2 separate regions of the Homo sapiens genome follow, and region 1 is linked to region 2. The links are chromatin contacts, found by Hi-C or POLR2A ChIA-PET in ENCODE. All regions are on one chromosome and are shown on one strand. Each heading gives the region's core, a stretch centred on a gene start or an enhancer-like site at or near the end of the contact. The rest is flanking DNA. Distances are from core to core; before and after follow the strand shown.

Region 1 (5,001 bases), core at 547-3,046, 270 kb after region 2:
CTGGGTGTGGTGGCGCATGCATGTAGTCCCAGCTCCTTGGGAGGCTGAGGCAGGAGAATCGTTTGAACCCAGGAGGTGGAGGTTGCAGTGAGCCGAGATCATGCCACTGTGCCACTGCACTCCACCCTGGCGACAATGAGACTCTGTCTCAAAAAAAAAAAAAGCCTGATAAACTACAAACTTTTAACTTTTTTGAACCCTTCAAAGAGGCCCAAGCACACAGTTTCTGTAAGTACTGAGGCTGAACTAAAACAGCAGAGAACTACCTCCGTCACAAGCCTAAGGAGTACTAAGCAATAGCAGTCTGCCACTGGGGCAGGGGCAAAAGCTTGAGGACAGACCCACTCTCAAGCACAGGTTTATAGCATCTGTTATAAGCTGAGGATGAAATACTAACAGAAAAGTTTTACAGCACCCCAGCCACGTGCTAAACACTAGGCACAACAGGTGATCACTAGAGGGAGTGGAAGCCTCTGGTAAACTCAGAGTCATCACAGCAACAGTCACACCAAGCTAAACTCCTAACTGATTGTCTGAATTTCTCACTCTAAAGTCCTTATATGGAAAGAGGCATACCCACTTCCAGGCCTAAATATACTACTGTTCTACCCACAGTATCCTGCATCCATCAAAATTATAAGTCACACACATAAGCAAGAGAAAAACAAAACAAATACTTTCAAGAGGCAAAACAGTTAACAAAACAAGACTCAGAGGTGGCCCTGTTATTGGAACTATCGAGGCAAAACAGTTAACAAAACAAGGCTCAGAGGTGGCCCTGTTATTGGAACTATCAGACAAAGATTTGAAAATAGCTCTGGCTAAGATATTGAAAGGATCTAGTGGGAAACATAGCATGCATGAATTAATGGGGAATTTAGCTGATAGATGGAAATAATGAGTCAAGTTGAAATGGTAGTAATAAAAAAAAAAACAGAGGTAAATAATTCCTTTGTGGTCATCAGTAGACAACCCAGTTGCTGAAGAAATGGGTGAACTTGAATATAGGCCAGTATAAATTATCCAAACTAAAACACAAAGAGAAAAAAAATGAAAAAAGATCAGAGCTGCAGGACAGTATCAGTCTAATATGTGTATGCTTAAAGTTTCAGAATGAGAGGGATAAATAATAATGCAGAAGAAATATTTGAAGAGATAATGGCCAAGAATTTCCCAAAAGCAATGAAAGACATCAAACCATAGATGCAAGACTTAAGAAACAACAAGAACTCCCCTCCACACACACACACACACCACACATATTCCCTTAGACATATTTAAAGTGCTGAAAACCAAAGATGAGAAAATCTTGAAGACAACCAGAGGCAGAAAAAAAAACACATCATGTATAGAACAACAAAGATAAACTACAGCAGACTTCTCTTCAGAAACTTTGCAGGCAAGATGATAGTGATATCTCTAATGTATTACAATTTTTAAAACTGTGTCAACCCGGAATTATTTATCTGTTGAAAATATTTTCTTAAAAAAGAGGATAAAGACTTCTAGATATATGAAAATCTGAGAAAATCCATTCCCAGCAGACTACAATAACTGCTGGAGTAAGTTCTTCAAGCAGGGGGAATGTCACTCCAGACAGAAACTTGGATCTGCACCAAGACTCCGCAAACTTTTTTCATAGAGAGCCAGATATTACATATTTTAGGCTTTGTGGGTCAGACAGTTTCTGTCACAACTACTCAACTCTGCCATTGTAGCACAAAAGCAACTATGAACAGTACATAAACAAGTGAGCATGGCTGTTTTCCAGTAAAACTTTATTTACAAAAACAGGAAGCAGGCCATGAGTCATAGTGTGCCAACCCATGATCTATACAAAGAAATGAGAGCTCCAGAAATGGTAATAATGAAAGTAAATATAAAAGACATACGTTTCATCCTTTTAAATTACACTGTGAAATAACTGTCTAAAGCAAAATTAGTACATTATATTGTCGGTTTTATAAAATATGTAACAGTAATCTAAAAGATGGGAGGAAGGATTTAACATCTGTTAAAGATGTATATTGTAAACTGAGGGCAATCGCTAAGAAATTAAAAAGAAATGTAACTTATCTACCAATAGTGGCTATTAAATGGAATGCTCAATCTAAAAGCAGGCTGAGAGCTGGGCATAGTGGCTCATACCTGTAATCCCAACACTTGGGGAGGTGGGAGGATTGCTTGAGGGCAGGAGTTCCAGACCAGCTGGGGCAACATAGCAAGACTCTGTCTCTCCAAAAAAAAAACCAGGTATAGTCTTAGCTACTTGGGCAGCTGACATGGGAGGATCTCAGCCCAAGAGTTCAAGGTTGCAGTGAGCTGTGATCACGCCATTGCATTCCACCCTGGGTGACAGAAGAAGACCCTGTGTCTTTAAAAAAAAAAAAAGAAAAGAAAAAAGAAGTTTGAGAAAGATAAAAGAACAAACAACAAATGAGATAAATAGTAGACGTGTAAGAAAATGGCAGACTTAAATCCAGCCATATCAGTAATATAATGCAAATTTTCAAAATGAAACAGAGATACCAAGAGATAGAGGAAGCAAGCATTTGGCTTTTTTCATTCTCTGTTTTCCAGTGGTTTTTGCACATAATTTTAAGAATAGGGTCTTCGCTAGATGAAAACATTTAAATAGTGAACTACTTAACATCTGTTTACACACTGCTAACCCTGGCGCTCCTTTTTACTGAATAAAAATGGTTTGCCCTTCTTTCCCCCGTGAGCTTCAAACAACAACCAAGCTATCTTGGTTGTTACTAAAGTTACTAAACTTGGGACCATCAGACCCAAGGTGCTCCCCTAAAACCACTTTGCCCAAACCTTAGGGAACAAGGAATAGGCAGGCTAAAGATTATATTCAAACATATCTACCCTTTTTCCTCTATGTTACAAAATCTAAAACTCTGTTGAAATTCATTTTAGACTGTTCTTTTATGTTTCGACTTCTCAGCTCTCTCTACCACCTTTTCTGGATCTTGCATACTTTCTTTGGTGAATCTTTGTTTTTTTCAGTTGTGAACAGATTATGGCTATGTATACAAAGAGATCCAGTTACCCATTCATTAATGCTAAGAAGAGTGACGCCGTTAAATTTTAATGAAATGAAAGGCATAAAGAATTTTAAAACCTCTGAAAGTATCCAAAAGTTTCCTTTAAATTCTTTGCCTAGAATCTAATTTTTTTCTCTTCTAATTAAGACTTTGTCCTTAAGCATGAATATTTAAGATATATATAGTCAATATAGTATTGTATAATATAGTCAAATGTATTTTCTAGTCAGTACATTTCAGTTCAAAAATAATAACTAAAATTTAATTACCCCTTGTTTGTCACTGTTCCACGCACTTAAGATGTTAATACATTTTATCCTCACAAAAAACCCAGTGAGGTAGAACTATTTTTATCCTTGTTTCACAGATGAGGCAACTAAGGGACAGAGCTGTTAGATAATAAGCAACAAAGTGGGAATTTAAACCTGGTTAGTCTACATCTAGAGTCTTCGTTCATTACCATTACCCCATGCCTTCTCTCTAATTTACTGTTACAGAATGTTGGGATTTTTTTCTTTTCTTCCTTCCTTCATTTTTTCCTTCCATCCTTCATTCCTCATTCCTCCATTCAGCAAATATTCTATTCTGACACACTGTGACCTGAATTTACTTGTGTATCCAGTTATAATGAGTTAATATGTAAGATTTTTATTTTGAGTTATGCCTTACTCACAAATCAACTTTGGATTATGACCCATCAAGAAGTTGAGACTGGCCTTTACCTATTTTCAAACTCAAACATAGGATGGCAGTAAATTGCAATACTGGAGACAGCTCAATGAAAATTGAACATGTCATATTTTGTCCTCATGTAGCAAGAACCATATTTAAGTCTTAGCAGGCCAGGCATGGTGGCTCACCCCTGTAATCCCATCACTTTGAGAGACTGAGGTGGGAGGCTGACTTGAGGCCAGGAGTTCAAGACCAGCCTGGGCAACATAAGAGACCCCCATCTCTACAAAAATGTTGTAAAATTAACCTATGTGGGTGTGTGTGCCTGTAGTCCTAGCTACTTGGAAGGCTGAAGCAGGAGGATTGAACCCAAGAGTTCAAGGCTATCGAGCGCCACTGCATTCCAGCCTGGACAACAGATCAAGACCCTGTCATTCATAAATAAATGAGAACATAAAACACATGCATACAGTCTTAGTAGAACCTAAATGGGATTTAAGGCTCTCTTCTGGGCTTTCTCCATGTGTTTCAACAAAATGAAATAGTTACCATTTGATGGCTATTTATGTATTTTCTTTATACACAAAGTGTACAAAATGTGCTTCATTTCTATATTACATAGGTAGAGGCTGTTGAGTCTCAGTAAAAAATTTCATTGACATTTTGTTTTTCTTAATCTGAATAGGATTAAGTCTTGGTAATTTTAAATATACTGACTTCAGTTTGCTGTATTCAGCAAATATATTCACAGCTAAATGTCTCAAAATGTATTAAACAAGTGTTTACACTTTGGTTTTATAACTGTACATCATCTTTATTACAAAAATCCCTATATTTTTAGCAGCTTATCCTTTTTACTATGTGCAGTGTCCAAATTAATGTTCCACCAGAAGGGTATGTCTTATTAATAGCGAAGAGTTGATGAGCATATCAATTTCATGGGACATTAAAAGAAATCATTTAATCCACACTTGCCCCACCTCACTCTATTTTTTAGGTAAAAAAAACTGAGGTCTAGAGAGGTTTAATGACTTATGTATCTCACATAGCTAGTTCACATCAGAGACAGAAATAGATCCTCTTGACTCTTATTTCCATGTTTGTTTCATTCCGTTGGCCTGTTTATGACCAAATAGTTGATGAATGGTAGCAGTTCCATTGACTAGTTTCTTTCCTTCTCTTCCAGTTCTTGCTGTCAGGGGAACTGGCTAATTAACAATCATTTATTATACACTATTTTAGAGCACAGTTCTCTTAAGCTGTCTCTCTGCCTTCA
Region 2 (5,464 bases), core at 2,031-4,530:
TGATTCAAAGAAATAGAGGTGGACTCAATCTCCAGGGGACAAGTACTCCCATATTGCTTCCCTTTCACCCTCTCCCAATTCAGCCAATGGGACTCCCACATTGCCGAGCCAGTGGAGAAGCCCCAGGTATAGAATCCAGGTAGGAAAAGATGAAGTATGCCCTTTCCCATCTCCCTGCACCCTCCCCAATCCCACCCAATAAGATCTGGATGTGTTCTTGCAGTTTTCAATCTGAATTCTCTTGGAACAATTTTAAAAGGGACTAGAGCTCTCCTCTGATTTTTAATAACAGAATGCCAGGTAGAACAGCCTGCATGTATTTTAGCCCCTCACCACTGTGAGGGTCTAGGAGAAAAGTAAGATCTTAGGAAGATAGACAGATGGAAGGCCAGGTCTTGAAATGGAGCTGGTTCACCTCTTTATTGAGTTAGTTAAGAAAGAGTATGGCTGGGTGTGGTGGCTCACACCTGTAATCCCAGTACTTTGGGAGGCCAAGGTGGCAGGATCACTTGAGCCCAGGATTTCAAGACCAGCCTGAGAAACATAAGGAGATCCTGTCTCTATGAATTTTTTTTTTGAGACGGAGTCTTGCTCTGTTGCCCAGGCTGGAGTGCAGTGGCGCGATCTTGGCTCACTGCAACCTCTGCCACCCAGGTTCAAGCGATTCTCTTGCCTCAGCCTCCCGAGTAGCTGGGATTACAGGTGTATGCCACCACACCCGGCTAATTTTTGGATTTTTAGTAGAGATGGGGTTTCAGCATCTTGGCCAGGCTGGTCTTGAACTCCTGACCTCGTGATCCACTCGTCTTGGCCTCCCAAAGTGCTGGGATTACAGGTGTGAGCCACTGCGCCCGGCCCCCCAAAAAAATGTTTTTTATATCAGCTGAGCGTAGTTGCTTGTGCCTATAGTCTCAGCTACTCAAGAGACTGAGATGAGTGGATCACCGGACCCCACCACATCGAAGCTGCAGTGAGCAGTGAGCCATGATCACACCACTGCTCTCTAGCCTGAGCAACAGAGCCAGACCCTTTTGCCAAAAGAAAGAAAGAGAGAAGAGAGGGGAGAGACAGAGATAGAGAAGGGAGGGAGAGGAGGGAAGGGGAGGGGAGGGAAGGGAAGGAGACGGATAAATATAGAACAATTTAGAGGTGATGAAGAAGAGTAGATACAGAAACATTCTGAGGTAGAGGAAAGGAAAAATGAAGGAACTTGTTGGGGCCTAAGCCACAGCCACTTTTTTTCTGGCAAAATTTGATGCTGTTCTGATTATATCCTTCCATGTGTTCACAAAGGGTGATTTCTCTCCCCAGCGTGAGGAGTAGATTACGATTAGTGTCATTCCTCTTACAAATAATCAGTTTAGGATTCGTGTGTGACACAATTATGCCTAGTGGGACTCAGTTCTGCTAGAAGCCTCTAAAAAGGGTTTCCCTTCCTTTATTGTGAGATGGAGGGAGGGAGGGGGAGAGACAGAGAGAGAGGGAGAGAGGGAGAAAGGGAGAGAGAGAAATAGTATTCCTATACTTTGCTACTTTGCTGGATGCCCGACTGTATTTGACATCAAGACAAGCAGACGCCATCGTATAGCCATGAAGGGACATGACAGGAGAAATTACCATCATGTGAAGATGGCAGAGCAGAAAGAAGAATCCCACTTCAATCTCGGACAACTTCCCTAAGTTATTTGACCAACCAATAGTGGAACCACCTTTCTCCAAACTTCTTATTTTATGGGATAATAAATTCCATATTTTTCAAATTTCCACCTCTAGTCAGGTTTCCTGTTGTTTGCACTTTTGTTCATACCTTTTTTTTTCTACTAAAGGAAGAAGTGAGGGCATGTGTTATGAATGTGAAATCTGGAAGTTAAAAAGTTTGAAACAGATATTTCAGTTTTCACTTATAGCCTCCTTCCATCTTCTTCCCCCTCCCCAACTCCTACTGGATTCAGACAAGGGCCAGGACACAAGGCTGAATGCAAAAGGACCCCTCCCTTCCCAAGACTTTATCTTTGTTCCTAGCTCAAGCTCAGTGTGTCTGGCTCCTTCTTCCTCAAAGATTTGTTCTGTCCCAGGAGGCTCCTCAATCGCTCCAGTCAATTGGCTTCTAGAGCCTTGCCCTATCAGTTCCACAGATACATCCACACGTCTGAACTCCAGCCACAGTTTAGACTCAAGTGGGGAGCTCCCACCGCAGCACCGTTCTGTACCTGTAACTAGCAATGGTTTGTAGCCTTTGAGCAGAAATAGGGAATGAAACTGCCGAGAATTTAGGGATGGAAACTGGCACAGGCATGGGAAACCGTTTGAGAATGCAGGAGTTAGCTGGGTTTACTAGATTATAACTCTTATGAAGACCACATAGCACACAACTCAGCATATAAATTAGTCTTAACACATATACATTGAATTTCTTTGAAATGACCAAATTGTAGGCAGATAAAATGGCTTCCTTTTACAGAATCTTCCCTTCAGAGAGTGCCTTTCAATGGCACCACCTTCCCTCCACCCAAAATAAAACCTTCAACATTTTCACCTTAAGTGAAATGTTTATAACACACTTTGAAATAGTGAGTGTGGTGAAGATAGTTCTATTCAATCTGCTACGAAGAAACAAGACACAAAGATCTGACTTGGCCACCATCCCCGAAGGCATCCGTGGCAGAACTGGGATGGTCCCTCATTCCCCAGTGGTCTCAAGCGTTTGTTCTGATGTCCCTGTATGTAATTGTTTTGATAGCAATTTTCCTGGTTCTCTCTCACTAGCTTGCTAACTACGCATGTCAATCACATTCAGGAACACCATGGGCCTAAGGGTCAGCCACATCTCAGGAGAATGTGATTCAAAAGAGGACACAAGGCATAATATAGCACTTTCTCCTTCTAGCATGTATGTCAGTTGCGTTGCGGCCTCGAAAGTCTGACAATGTGTAAAGAGAGTGTTGCATTTTTTTTCCTTCCCCCAGATGCAGAAAGGAAAGGATTTATGAAGTACTCTGACCACAATTTTAAAGCAAGTGAGAAACCCAACAGTGTAAGATCCTCTTACTAGAGAACACTCAATGGTACTGAAAGAGTTCTCCACCTAAACTCTAAAGAACCCGAAGAGAGGTCCAGTTTTTTCCTCCCAAAGATCCATCTCCAGAGCTTCACTCCCTAGTCCGTTAGGGAAGCCGGGACGGTGGGAGAGCCACAGATACTCTTTCTCCTACGGAACCCTTGGACCTCTTGCCCCGTTTCCCTGTCACTTTAGGGAGCAGCACGCAGGAGACTAGAGGCCAGGGTCCAAGCCCGCAGCCGTAGCAGGCCGGACGAAGAAAGCGGGCCGGAAGGGCAGCGTCGCGGTGCTGGAGGCTGTTGCTGGGAGGCGTGGATTCTGGAAAGTGCGTGTGCGCGTCCCTGGAGCACCGCCCGCGGAGCCGATTGGCCCGGACGCGCGGCGGGGGAAGCCCTTGGCTAATCTCCTGCCACTCAGCCCGGCTGACGTCGGCGCCCGGGATGCAGCGCCGCGAACCTCTCGCCCCGCCGGGCCGGGCCGCGCGCGGAAGGACAAATAGTTCCGGCGGCAGTGCCGCGCACCTCTACGCGGCTCTGCTCGCCCCGCCCGGGCTGCCGAGCCCGAGGCAGGGGTGGCGGGAAGTGGGGGCGGGCGGAGCAGGGCCGGCCTGTGCGGCTCTCGGACCCCGGCTCCGCTCTTTGCGGCCAGACGGGTGGATTGCGCTCCCTAGGGAAGAGTAATTGGATTCCAGGCTCCCTCCAGCCGGGATCAGCGGAAGTCGGCTGCTAAGCCTGCAGCCTGGGAGGGGCGTGTGGGGAGGAAGGAAAGGTGGGGAGCGCCGCCGGGAGGGACACGGTGAAACCACTGTCCTCTTAAGTGCCTGCGTGCTTGTTTCTGTACAGGCCGCATCGGGAAGCTGGGTATAGAGAAGGATTAACAGAGATTGCACCCTGGTGACCTTTCCCCTCAGGCACGTGACTCTTGCCCCTTCCAAGTTGTCATCCTCATTGTGAAATTCACCTGGTAGCTGATACTCAGGAGAGGAATACTTTGGAAGCCTGAGTCTTCTAGCCATCACCCTTCTGTTTTTCTCTCAAAGCTCCACTTGGAGCTCAGCTGGAGAAGGAACCCTGTGAAGTCTGGAATTGGACATGTCTCTTATTAACGAAGTAATTGTGGAGAAAACAGCATTCTTACCACTATCATCCAGGAAAGTATCCCAAGTCCCTTCCTTGGCAGTAGCAAACTTCCCTTAATTCCCTTCCCCTTGAGGAGATGCAGCCAGAATGAGAGCCTTAAGCAGAGTTTTTGGGTGAAATGATAGGCATGTTCTAGGAATTGTGACTTAAACTTGGACCTCTTGTGATTTTTTTTCTTTTCATCTTAATTACTGCATTTCACTCATTCATCATGAAATAAACTCTTACTGAAGGCTTTGTTTGTTCCAGGCTCTGTTCTACTTATCAGACATACGTCAGTGAGTAAAACGAATGCACTCATGGAACCTCATTACAGTTGCTCTAGTGGGGGAGATAGTACATTTACAATCATATACAATTGTATAATGTCATGTAGGGAAGAGCGCTATGAAGAAAAAGAGCAGAAGGACGAAGTATGCAGATGAGAGTTGAACATTATTTTATATTTTAGATAAGTTGATTGAAGAAGGCCTCTTTGAGGAAGTTATGTTTAAACAGAGGTCTAGATAAATGAGGTAGAAAGCCAAGCAAATATTGGGGTTGGGGGGGTTGGGGAGAAGATTCTGGGCAGAAGTAAGAGCAAGTGCCAAGGCTCTGCAGCCAGAGACAGTTTGGTGAGTCTGAATTAGTAGAAAGGAGGCCAATGTGAATGCTGTGCAGTAAGCCAGAAAAACAGTTAGAAATAAGGCTGGAGATGGGGTGATGAGTATGTGCATGCTTGGCATTTACTTTTAACATAATTTGAAACTTCTCTAAGTTTTGTATGCACTAAAGTGTCCTGCATTCTTCCTGTGTCTCCACCAGACACTACATTTCATTTCATTCAGAGACACCACTTTTTTTCCTCTTGGTCTAGCAGTAAGTGTTTATTTCTGTTTTTCTCTCACCCTCTTCTACTGATCTATAACTATTGGTTCAAATGTTTCTTCTGTGCAGATCCTTATCTTTAATGTCACCTTTTTTTCCCCCAACTTGTATATTTGCCTCTTTATCTCATCAACGTATCTAACTGGACGTCCTGCCATCTTTAGGTTTCGACAGGTCTAAAACCAATCTCATAATCTCATTATCTTTCCAAAATCACTTCCCTTCTTTCTCATTGATACCACTGCTATCTCTGCCACCCAAGCTGAAAACACCGATGTCATTTTTTACCTGTTCCTTCCCTTTATTTCTTTTATCCAGTCATCTCAGGGCCTTCAATTTATCCTTTAAAATACCTCCTCTGTCAGATCCCTTCCTCTGTCTCTACTTCAGGTTCTCTGTC

The links. Hi-C counts contacts between places; a loop is a spot of excess contacts on that map. ChIA-PET counts read pairs that join two places held with the same protein, here RNA polymerase II (POLR2A). Pooled maps may share reads with other maps.
Region 1: a loop to region 2 is called in a pooled map, with 5 times the contacts of the local background. The contact joins the enhancer-like site here to the promoter of LINC03065 in region 2. A Hi-C loop is called at or near these places in 1 of 168 maps with a recorded cell type or tissue (heart right ventricle) and 9 of 50 pooled maps. POLR2A ChIA-PET finds 5 or more read pairs at or near these places in 2 of 52 experiments (A673 and HEK293T).

The regions. Positions count from the first base shown.
Region 1 is chr15:57,151,620-57,156,620 of GRCh38, forward strand. The region is part of intron 5 of TCF12 (transcription factor 12); the gene reads left to right. Among named protein-coding and RNA genes, the nearest start is that of SNORD13D, 120 kb to the right of the region's middle. Within about 2 kb of position 1,797, at least 3 of the 41 ENCODE cell types and tissues checked have a DNase peak (open chromatin) inside an H3K27ac peak, as active enhancers do; they include A673, where a contact is called at or near this core.
Region 2 is chr15:56,883,788-56,889,251 of GRCh38, forward strand. It overlaps LINC03065 (long intergenic non-protein coding RNA 3065), which reads left to right and starts at 3,281. Exons shown (of 2, transcript NR_183870.1): 1 at 3,281-3,383; 2 at 3,969-4,434. It overlaps TCF12-DT (TCF12 divergent transcript), which reads right to left. Exons shown (of 4, transcript NR_015419.2): 4 at 2,383-4,137. RefSeq lists an enhancer at 3,115-3,204 and a silencer at 3,325-3,754.